4 separate regions of the Homo sapiens genome follow, and all the other regions are linked to region 4. The links are chromatin loops, found by intact Hi-C in ENCODE. Cell type or tissue: gastrocnemius medialis. All regions are shown on one strand. Region 1 has its middle 5.2 kb from the start of STEAP3. Region 2 has its middle 35 kb from the start of EN1. Region 3 has its middle 69 kb from the start of MARCO. Region 4 has its middle 42 kb from the start of STEAP3-AS1.

Region 1 (2,500 bases), 72 kb after region 4:
GGCGCGTAGTAGGTACTTAAACTTTTGTGTATGATCAACGGTCTTGGCTTGTGACTAGACCAAGATCGCCAACCAGAATGGAGGGAGGCTGACCCAGCACATCCCGGAAGCATTTACAGAGCCAAGGAAGAGATTCTTCTTGCCCGTCTATGATAACATTGCATTGCCTTTCAGCTGGGGGCGATTAGAAAGGCACTCACTACTAGATCATGGGAGATGCCTGGGTTTTAACCCCTTGCTGCTCGGAAGGTGGTGATCATGATGGCCTGGGAGGGTTTTAGAATGGCAGAGTGTCAGGCCACCCCAAAGCTCCCAAATTAGAATGGCATTTTAACAAGACCCCCTAGGAGGTTGTATACGTGTTTAAGTTTGAGAAGCGCTGGTCTACATTACAACTGAGGAAACTCACTACTCCCTGAACACCTGCATCAAGGTAGATTCACAGAAACCTAGAACTGGATGACACTTCCCCTCACCAGGGTGCATGACAATATCATACTTTTTGCTTGCTAAAAAGTCCTTGTGAGGCAAATAGTCTGATAATCTTCTGAATTTCTACAAATATGGAAAAATAACTCTACCCTTTTCAACATCAGTGCCTATTACACAAAGCTCCAAGAAAAAAAAAATCATGATTAATATTTTTACTCTTTTCCCATAACTGATCATATTTCCCCTTTTACTGTGGTAGCCAGGATACTCAGGCACATGTTCACGACTATATCGTCCTTATTAAATATATTTAAATGCTACTTTCTTTCCCCCAGTCCATGATTTTTTTGTCTGATTTACTACTAGCCTTATTGCTAAGCTTTTCGAGGTAAGCCGTCCCAAGCAGCCTTTGGAAAAAGTCAACCGCGTAAGCAAAATAAATAGGAAACTTCTGTGCACTCCAGTAAGGGAGTCCTCTTTCCCCTTGACTGCTGTCACCTTTCGTGGTCGTGGCACGTCCTCTGCTGGATTTTTGAGCCAAGGACAGAGGGTTTGGGAGAAGGAGGCCTCCTTGGACTTCTGCCAGGAGTTACTGAGAAAAGAAAACCCAACCAGCTGGGGGGCCAGTTGGGGGGAAATCTGCACAGGATGTTCACACTGTGCCCCTCCCTGCTTCTTTCCTGACCCCCAGAGCTCACCTCAACACATCTGGAGTGTAGGGTGTTGTCTGCCCTGTCAGACCACTCTCCACACACAGCCTGGGGCAGGAACAATGGGACAGGTGGCTGGTGCTCACTCAGCACAGCAGGGGTGGTGGAAAGACACATGTCAGCTGAGGCTTGGCTTCAGGGCAGGCAAGTCACAGCCAAGTCACAGCCCAGCCCAGCATAGGCAAGGTGTAAAAGTCACTGGCCTCAAGGTCATACGCAAACACACTGTGATCAGAAGTGGAGGTAAATACACCCCACAGGGCTGGGATATGTTCTGGCATGCCCAATTCTGTTTCCTTGGTCTTGGCCTTCAAGGGGAGGGAAGGGAAAGGAAAGAGAGTTTGCTGAAGTCCCACCTGGGGCAGGCATCGTGCTACATTGAGGTCAGCCCCCTTCAATCCCCACTGAGACCCTGCAGAATGGGTGGGATCAGCCCCATTTTTCAGATGAAGAAGTGACTTTTTTAGTATCATGCAGTGAGGAAATGGCAGATCCGGGATTTGGACCAGGTCTGCCTGACTCTCAGATCTTCCACTACCTTTGACCCGCTAGGTGGAGGGCTCCTGTGAGCTGTGGCCTACACACCTGTGGTGATCCCTCAGTACTGAGGACCAGGACCAGCTTAGTGTGAGGGCCCAGCAGGGGCAGTCCATGCAGGGAGATGAACCTGGGGGATTTTCTCCCAAACACTCCTCACAGAGCTCCCTGGCCTGCCTAGGCAAGATCCTACCAGCCATCCCCAATCACTGGTTGTGTCTACCTGAGATCTGCACAGCTCGGATGCAGGTCTGTGGAATATCAGGCATGTCACTGAGAGTCTGGTTCTGTGTGGTGTACTACCTGATTTCATGGACACACACACAGAAGGCCATCGTCTCAGAGCCATCTTTAGGCGTTTGCTGGTTACGGCAGCCTGGGAGAAGCCAAGTCACTGCAAGAAAAGGTAAGGGAGATAATGGCTCGAGACCCTCCCTCAAAGGTCTAGGGGCACAGCTACCCAGGTTTGGGGCCTCCAGGGAAGAGGGGAGATGAGACCTTGGCTTCTGGAGGCTTCCATAGGGTAAAGGAACATGCGCAGGCTTTGAAACCACACGGACCTGGTTCAAATTTCACATCTCCGCTAAGTCTCCATTTCCTCCACTGTAAAATGAGTGTATAGACCTCTTAACAGGTTGTAAGAATTAAGTTCCCAGGAAAGTGCTGGGCACTTAGTAGGTGTTCATTAAAAGGCTGTCAGATAATCTGAAAGGAAAAGAAACGGTGTTCAGAGAGGAAGGGAAATACTGAAGAAGACAGTTCCCAAAGGAAATTTACCTCCAGGCAGGCTCTGCTCCACCCCCTTGGAAAAGGTCTTCTTC
Region 2 (2,500 bases), 410 kb after region 4:
CCCTTCTATGCTGTGGAAGCTTAGTTCTTTCCTTCTTCACAATAAATCTTGCTACTGCTCAGTCTTTGGGTTTGCACCACTTTTAAGAGCTATAACACTCGCCATAAAGGTCCGCGACTTCATTCTTCAAGTCAGCCAGACCAAGAACTCACTGGAAGGAACCAACTCCGGACACAAAAGGAGATCCTGAGGCCTAGAGAGGGGAGGTGACTTGCCCACTTCTTGCTGCCCAGTGGCATAAGCAACATGGTGTTTTAAACCCTGGGAACTTGAAGACATAGGGACAGTTGCTTTGGGGGAACCATACACATTGCTCAGCTCTGCACACTTTCAGGGTCAGCTATCTGAAACCACTTAGCATACTCACTCGAGTCTCCTGAATTTGGTGGCATGAAAGAATTTATTTCTTGATGCATTTCTACAAACAAGGTCCTCGATAAGCAGGACAAATACAAAAAGAAAGTCAAAAATAGATGTTGAAAAATGAAAGAAAACTATCAGACAAACAAGAGACGAAAACCACACAGGATTTTAAATGGGAAAGTTAAGAATTATTAACTAATAACAGGGGAGTATCAGGGTATTGGCTACTGAGGGTAAAGGGAGCACTTTACAGAGGTGGCAGATATATGGGGCAGGCACTAAAGGCTAAGCGAAGTGCCCGAGGAGAAAACAAATGTGGGACACCCCACCCGCTTCCCCTCTCACCACCAAGGATGAGAATCAGACTTTGCGGGAGAGCATGGGGCTGTCCCCACTGGAGAATGAAGTTTGCCCAGGTGACAGGTGGAGACTGTCCAACAGGAAACTGCCCCCGGGGGTGACAGCAACCCTTTCCGGGAAGCTGCCTGGAGGAAACGCTGCTGAACTTTCTGAAAAATCGGCTGGGGGACTGGTGGGACGGCGAAGCCCTCAAGGGGTGCTTTTGAACTCACTGGAAGCTGGGCGAGGTGCCAGCAGAACTCGCTAGAAAGCTGCACACAGGGGATGCCACTGCAAGTCCTTGAGGGAGGCTGCAACTGGGTGTCCCGAACCCCGCGGGAGCAAGAAGGAATCAGAGCACAGAGACACCAGCAGAGAAGCCCTTCCCCCTGCAGTGTGCCTCTACCACCCTCTACTGGCAAAGCTGAGCATCGTGCCAGTTGCAAAAGAGACGTGTTGGCAAGATTCACCTCCAGTATCACAAGCAATGCAATGAAGTATGGGTTGGGAGAAGTGAGGCAATAAAGTGATAAGTGACACACTCATAACCTGGAACACAACTATTGAGGTAGTGTGCCCCTTTGGTCCTAGGCATTGCCCCCAAAGTCTCAGCCTTTCAAGTTTTCTCACTCTCTTTCTACCCCCAGGTCTTCCCTTATGGCTACACCGGATGATGTTCATGAATGTCATGGAAGCTGAAAACAGTCCCGCTTGGGTCTCAGAAGCTGAGGGTATTAGACAGGAAGGGTCACTTAGCCAGGCTGACCTCGTGTCCAGGTTTGCACCTGCTGTCCCAACCACTGTCCTGTTAGTGCTCCCTCCCACTCTCCCAAGTGTCCTGCTCAGGTGATAAATTACATGGTTCCCTGAAGGCAACCAGCCTGAGTCCAGTCCCATGACTTTACAGATGAGGAAACTCCTACACTGATGTCGAAGAAGAGGCTCTGTGGGGACGTGGGGAGGACTGGACTTGGCTTTAATGTGCAACTTTGGCTTGTTGTTAAGCCTCTATCTAAAATGGTCCACCAAGAGGTAAAATGAGGTCATGTGTGCAGAGCATCAGGCATACATCGTGACCTGAGGGATGGGATGCGCCAACCTCTGCCATGTAGCTCTTCCATCTGCCCACCTCCCCAATCCCTATCCATATTCCCCAGTCTGTCTTCCAGACAGAAACAACAGGGCACATTTATAACAGTGGAGCAAAATACCCCTTCAGAATAGACACTGCTAACAGAAAAGTTCCAGGGTGCAAATCTCAATGTTTGGAAAGGAGGATCAGAGCTGTAAACGCCCAGGGATTGCTAAGCAAGAAGAGGATATTGAGCACTCTCTCCAGTTCATGCCTCTGTCTCCTCAAAGTCCCTCTTCCTGATGGCTACCAGAGGCTTAGAGAAAGCAACCAGGAGCAAACGCCTCTCTCTGGGTAGGCCGGTCCAGCTCAGGTGCACCTATTCCATGGCAAAAAAACAGCCCACGATCTCCACCTGGTGGCCAAGCTATAGAACACACTCCCTCGCCAACTGCTGATCAACCTGTTGAGCAGCTACCCTGCGGCCATTTACAAAAGAAACACAGGCTGGGACCTTCTCTACAGGTGACCTGATGGTGGCTGCTCCTGGAGGCTGATTGGAAGCACGTGTCTGTCTCAGGCCACACTTTGACATGGCACGAGAGACTTCTCTGCCACGCTTGCTGCCCTGGATCCAGAACAGGTTACTCCAGGGTTTCTCAGCCTCAGTACTCTGAACATTTGGGGCTGGATATTTCTTTGTTGGGGGTGGGGTGAGGCCATCCT
Region 3 (2,500 bases), 280 kb after region 4:
CCAGGTCACATGCCCAGCACCTGCTGCAGGCCTGGCACTTAGAATGAGCCGCCCAGGTAAGTTTGTTGAAACAGAATTAAACCAGAAACACTCCCCAGGAAAAGAGCTGGAGGAGAGAGGCAGCTTCCAGCAGAGGGAAGGGGGGCTATCAAATGCCAGAGGGCATGAGACAGTAGGTGGCACTCACCGAGTCCATGGGTGAGTGCCCACTGGTGTGGGCCTGTGCTGCCCTGCCACCCAGGTGGGCCTGTGGCCGGGGCCACTCTTCAGGGGCTCTGGGCCTCTGGTATCCAGCAACCTCACTTCGCAGATGGCACAGCCCCAACATGAGTTGCGTGAAGGCCTCCTCCTGGCTCTCTTCTCTTCTCACTAACCAGCCCTGATCCAGGAGTCTTCCATGCACAAACTGTAGAAGATGGTGCTGGTGTTTAAATGACCCCGTCCCACTCTTCCTAGTCCAAATGAGGAAACAGGACCTGGAGGAGAAAGACTTGGCTTGACGTCATAACCCACTATTTGGCAGACTAGGGACTAGAACTCAGGCCCCTTGACTACTTTGATGCTTTCCCACTACAGAACTCCTAGTCTCCCCAGGCTCTTCAGAAGTCCCTCCAGCAAACCTGCTGGAGTAGCCACCTCCTCCTGCCCAAACTCTTTACCCTGTGGGGGTTGGCATGGGAAGATGGTGGCAGGTATAGGGGAAGACATGGCCTTCTGGGTCAACCTTGGGTTTGGACCACCAGTTCTGTTGCTTACCTTCTCGCTGTGTGGCCCTGGGCAAATAACCTAACCTCTCTGAGCTTGTTTTCTTCTTACTAAAATGGGCAGTATAGCGTATCGTGGGATTGTTCTGGGGAATTAATGTCTATAAAGAACCCCACAGTGTACCAGTTCACAGTCGGTGCTTAATACGTGGGAGTTTCCCTGCGACCTAAGTGTACTGGCCCCCTGCACGTAGCTTTTTGAACACCATCTGTCCAGGGTCAACAGTGAATTTGTTATTACTAGGGGGTCGGAAGGAGAGGGCGAGGAGGGAGTTTGGCGGAGCCTGGGGCCGGTACAGCTGAAGAGAGGCGTCTGTCTTCCGAGGTGGGTGGGTGGGTCCAGGAGGCGCCGGCCGCAGGAGCCTTAGCGGGGAGCCGCAGCCTCTCCCGGTCCCAGAGCCGCCCGCGAGCGCGGACACCGGCCGGCTCCTGGAGGGCTGAGCACGGCCTGCAGCGACCCCGCGTGCCGGGAGAGAGAAAGCAACCTCCTGCGGCGCGGCCGCCACTGGACTAAGCCCCCCTTCTACTCAGAAGGGACAGAGGGGTGGAGCAGCCCCAGGTCATGTTTGTGGAGCCCAGCGACGTGAAACTCCCCCTTCCCCAGGCTGTTCCTCAGTTTCCAGCCCTGCCACTACTTGCAACAGCCAGTCATCCGCCCAGGGTTTGCCAGGTTCCTCGGGGGCCAAGCATCCGTGTGTACCAAGCACCTTCTGTGTGCCATGGAGCACCTGCTACGTTCTTCCCAAGCCCCGCCAAAAGGTGTGGAGATGTGGAGAAAAGCTCTCATCAGCTGATCCAAGCACTGCAATCAGAAAATCCAGGAAAATACTGTTTTAACATGCATTTGAACAGACCTGCAAATTTCGTGTGTTATCTTTAATGCTATTTTGAGGAGACAAAGCAATTTTGTCCGTGTTCATTAAGGTTGTACTATATGGAGTTCGGGAGCGGGGTGCAGGAAGGAATCCCACTCTGGCCCTGGGCCTGGTAGGAGTTCACATCAGAGGCCCTGCTGGCCCTCACCGTCCTGGGCCACCCTAACTCATCACTGTTTTGAAATCACATTTCCTCGTGGTTTTCTGTGGATCCTAGCCTTGGTGCAGGAACTGGGTCTCTGATCTTCCTATCAGCAGTGTTCAGCACAGTGCCTCATGGAGAGTAGGCATGTGTCAATATCTGCTAAGTTGCGGTGGGGAAGATGCAAGCGTGAGATAGTGAGGTTGGGGACACGGTTGTGACCGGTACAAAGGAAAACAGAGGTGCGGCACAGGATGAAGCAGTGAAGAACCCTTGGGTTAGGACATTAAACTATCAGTAGCCATCAATGTATTAGAGCTCCCAAATTTGCCATTCTCAGGAAATGGGACTTAACCAGGAGGCTAGCCACGGCAAGACTTGGTGCCCAGCTGGGTAGGAAGGAGAGGAAGCACGTGAAGGTGCTGCGCAGGTGTCTTCAGCAGGATGAGTGGAGGACCACTCAGCTCTACACACACCTGTGTTCAAATCCTGCCTCGGCCTCCTACCAGCTGTGTAACTGTGAACACACAGCTCCTCATCCGTAGATGGTCCTTGTAGTATCTACCTTGCAGGTTGCTCTACAGATTACATGAGAAAGCGTGTGCCTGGCACAGGGTGAGCCCTCAAACGATAGCCTCCTGACGATCCCCAACACTTCCAGGAAAGGCGGCAGCACACCCTCCCCACTCTAGAGTTGGATCCTTTTCCCTTGACAACCC
Region 4 (2,500 bases):
TGGAAAACTAAGTAGAAAACTGAACAGTGGATTGTACAACTGTACAAATTAAGGCAGAATTTTTTTCCCCACTTGCCTTAAAGCAAAGTTGCTTGTTTTAAAAGTGACCTAGAAGTGAACTTGTGGTGACATTTAAAATTATACAAATTGGAAAAGGCAAATGGTGCACTTTTGCATATATTGGAATCATTTGTCTTTCTGTGTTTGCTTTAGGCAAGCATGAGTGGGAAGAGAGAGCTCCGCTTGGACATAGGCAGCCCGGGGTTGGAAGAACACAGGCATTGTTGCTAGCTTGGAGGTGTGACCTTGGGTGAGCTGCTTGGCCTCTCCAGGTCTCAGTTTCTGGCTCTGTTAAGTGGGGATGATAACACTGACCTTCCAGAATTTCTCTGTGACTTTGTTAAGGTGACCTAGCTCGGTGCCTGACTAAACATATTGTTTTGGGGAATAATTTCTGTTACACTGCTATTTTACAAAGAAATACTACTAATCCCATCGCGCAGAGAGAACATTTAGACACTGAATAGGAGGTTGTCCCCCATGAGTGCTAGGCAGTGGAGCCAGGCCTCTTCCTACAAGGCAGGGGTGTCCGGCTGCTGCCCGTTCTCCCCCTCCACCTGTCAGCTCCAACCACACCACCCAGCAGTGTTCTTGGACCCAGGGAAGGACTCGTTTTTTATTTTCCAAGAACCTTCTCTTCCCATTTCATTTCCCGAGGTGCCTTGCCCTTGGATTCAGCCAGCCCTGAGCACATTACCTGTCACATGTTTCCCTGACATATCCCCTTTCTTCTGGTTGCAATTTTCCCCAATTAGGAGTAATGGGCTCATTAACAACAGCCGGCACTTTAAATTTCCTTTCTATAAGGATAAAGCCGTCCCTTTCACTATTCTCTGGCTGTAACTTGCTTCAGGTGGGATGGGGTGGAGTGAGGTGGTAGAATGAATGGATACACAGCTTGTTCAAGGAAATAGAATCTCTGGGAAGAAAAATCTTGCAAAGGCAGGTTTTGTAGTTAGAATATTCTAGATACCTGCCAGGCACCAGCCGATTAATGCCCAGCCGTTCATCTTTACATCTTGCCGAGCAGCTTCTCCTCGGTATGACACCTTTCCTGCCATATTAGCAGAGCCTCGTTACGCGGAGAAGTCCAGGCTGCAGGTCAGGTGGAGTGGCTCTGCACTTGTCCGCCTTTGCCTACCCTTCAGCCACCAGGTGGCAGCAGAGTCTGTCTGGGCCTGGGAACTGATGAGGCCGAGCCGGTGTCAGTCATTTGTTAAGGACTGTGTTCAATAGGTTTGTCCCCCTGTAAGTCAGCCTTGGCGTCTGATAGCTGAAAGTCAAAGCCATCAGCTTGTAGATGGGGTGGCATGTTGTACTAGTGCTCAACAGCGACCATGCAATTGCTACTGCCTAAAATTTTATTTTTATTTTTATTATTTTTTTGAGGCGGAGTCTCACTCTGTCGCCCAGGCTGGAGTGCAGTGGCACGATCTCGGCTCACCGCAACCTCCGCCTCCCAGGTTCAAGCGAGTCTCCTGTCTCAGCCTCCTGAGTAGCTGGGATTACAAGCGTGCAATGCCACGCCAGGCTAATTTTTGTATTTTTAGTAGAGACAGGGTTTTGCCATGTTGGCCGGGTTGGTCTCGAACTCCTTACCTCAGGTGATCCACCCGCCTTCGCCTCCCAAAGTGCTGGCATTACAGGCATGAGCCACCACTCCCAGCCTAAAATTTTATTTTAAAAGTCAATGCTTAATTATTTCAAAGCCAATACCTAACTTTAGTCAGTTTTACCTCTATAGTCTTATTTCCTTCTTTTTCTTTTATACCACTCTATTTAATGATGGGCCATTTCTAAAAAGAAGACTAATAATGTGTCAACGCTTTGGAAAACGTCCCTGTATATTTGTTGAGGATTCCTTAAAGCTGAAGGTTGAAAGGTCGTGAGCCGGTTTCTATGGCTTCTGTGTTAAATGCTTCCTAGTACAACAATTGATAGGCAGCCTCCTCCATTTGGCCCAGGTGAGGTGCTTAAAAAATTCCTTCTCAAACCAATTGCAGGGAGACGTTCTTCTGCTTGGTGGAGGGGCTTGGAAGCTGTCCTTTAGCTTGGGCATATGTGAGCCTGTAAGCAGTGCCCAGAGCTTTGGGGTCAAATGGTGACTCCCATGCAGGGGCAGGGACGCAGGAATTACTTTGCAGAGGGAATGTCCCTCTTCCCTTCTGAAGACTGAATGTTCTCACACATAATTAGGCAATGCCAGTAACTCTTTGGATAGTGTACAAAACCCTATGTTTGTTTCTAGGTTATTTTAAAAATTAAGAAATCTCACTTTAAGGCAGCAGACAGAATAAAAACCAGTCTGCCCTGGTGCAGAGCGGTGCCTCTGTGGTCTCTCTTCCTGGCTTAGCTGGGTGTGGCTGACAGCAGAGAACTACTACCGGCAGAGGGCTGAGTTGGGGCTACGAGCGGGGCCTGAGACAAGGTCTAAAGTGGC

What was found. Peaks named below come from ENCODE experiments on the same cell type or tissue, not always from the same donor. Only the 100,000 strongest peaks of a DNase experiment are listed, where the experiment ranks them.
Region 1: a loop joins it to region 4, with 5 times the contacts of the local background. A loop is called at or near these places in 29 of 110 quality-filtered maps.
Region 2: it touches region 4 in a loop (6-fold over the local background); 70 of 110 quality-filtered maps call a loop at or near these places.
Region 3: it touches region 4 in a loop (14-fold over the local background); 64 of 110 quality-filtered maps call a loop at or near these places.

What each region holds. Positions count from the first base shown.
Region 1 is chr2:119,217,414-119,219,913 of GRCh38, reverse strand. No RefSeq gene overlaps it. Among named protein-coding and RNA genes, the nearest start is that of STEAP3, 5.2 kb to the left of the region's middle. RefSeq lists a silencer at 747-1,041 and enhancers at 1,250-1,846, 1,217-2,416. In gastrocnemius medialis, a CTCF peak has its summit at 948; DNase peaks (open chromatin) are centred at 963 and 1,253; H3K27ac peaks cover 2,186 bases.
Region 2 is chr2:118,881,420-118,883,919 of GRCh38, reverse strand. No RefSeq gene overlaps it. Among named protein-coding and RNA genes, the nearest start is that of EN1, 35 kb to the right of the region's middle. RefSeq lists a silencer at 2,096-2,155. In gastrocnemius medialis, CTCF peaks have their summits at 924, 1,124 (motif pointing left), 2,000 and 2,199 (motif pointing left); DNase peaks (open chromatin) are centred at 1,079 and 2,220; H3K27me3 peaks cover 219 bases.
Region 3 is chr2:119,010,334-119,012,833 of GRCh38, reverse strand. No RefSeq gene overlaps it. Among named protein-coding and RNA genes, the nearest start is that of MARCO, 69 kb to the right of the region's middle. In gastrocnemius medialis, a CTCF peak has its summit at 1,236; no DNase peak of the experiment used is centred here.
Region 4 is chr2:119,289,776-119,292,275 of GRCh38, reverse strand. It overlaps a transcript of C2orf76 not described here. Among named protein-coding and RNA genes, the nearest start is that of STEAP3-AS1, 42 kb to the right of the region's middle. RefSeq lists an enhancer at 1-226. In gastrocnemius medialis, a CTCF peak has its summit at 1,217 (motif pointing right); a DNase peak (open chromatin) is centred at 1,215; H3K27ac peaks cover 761 bases.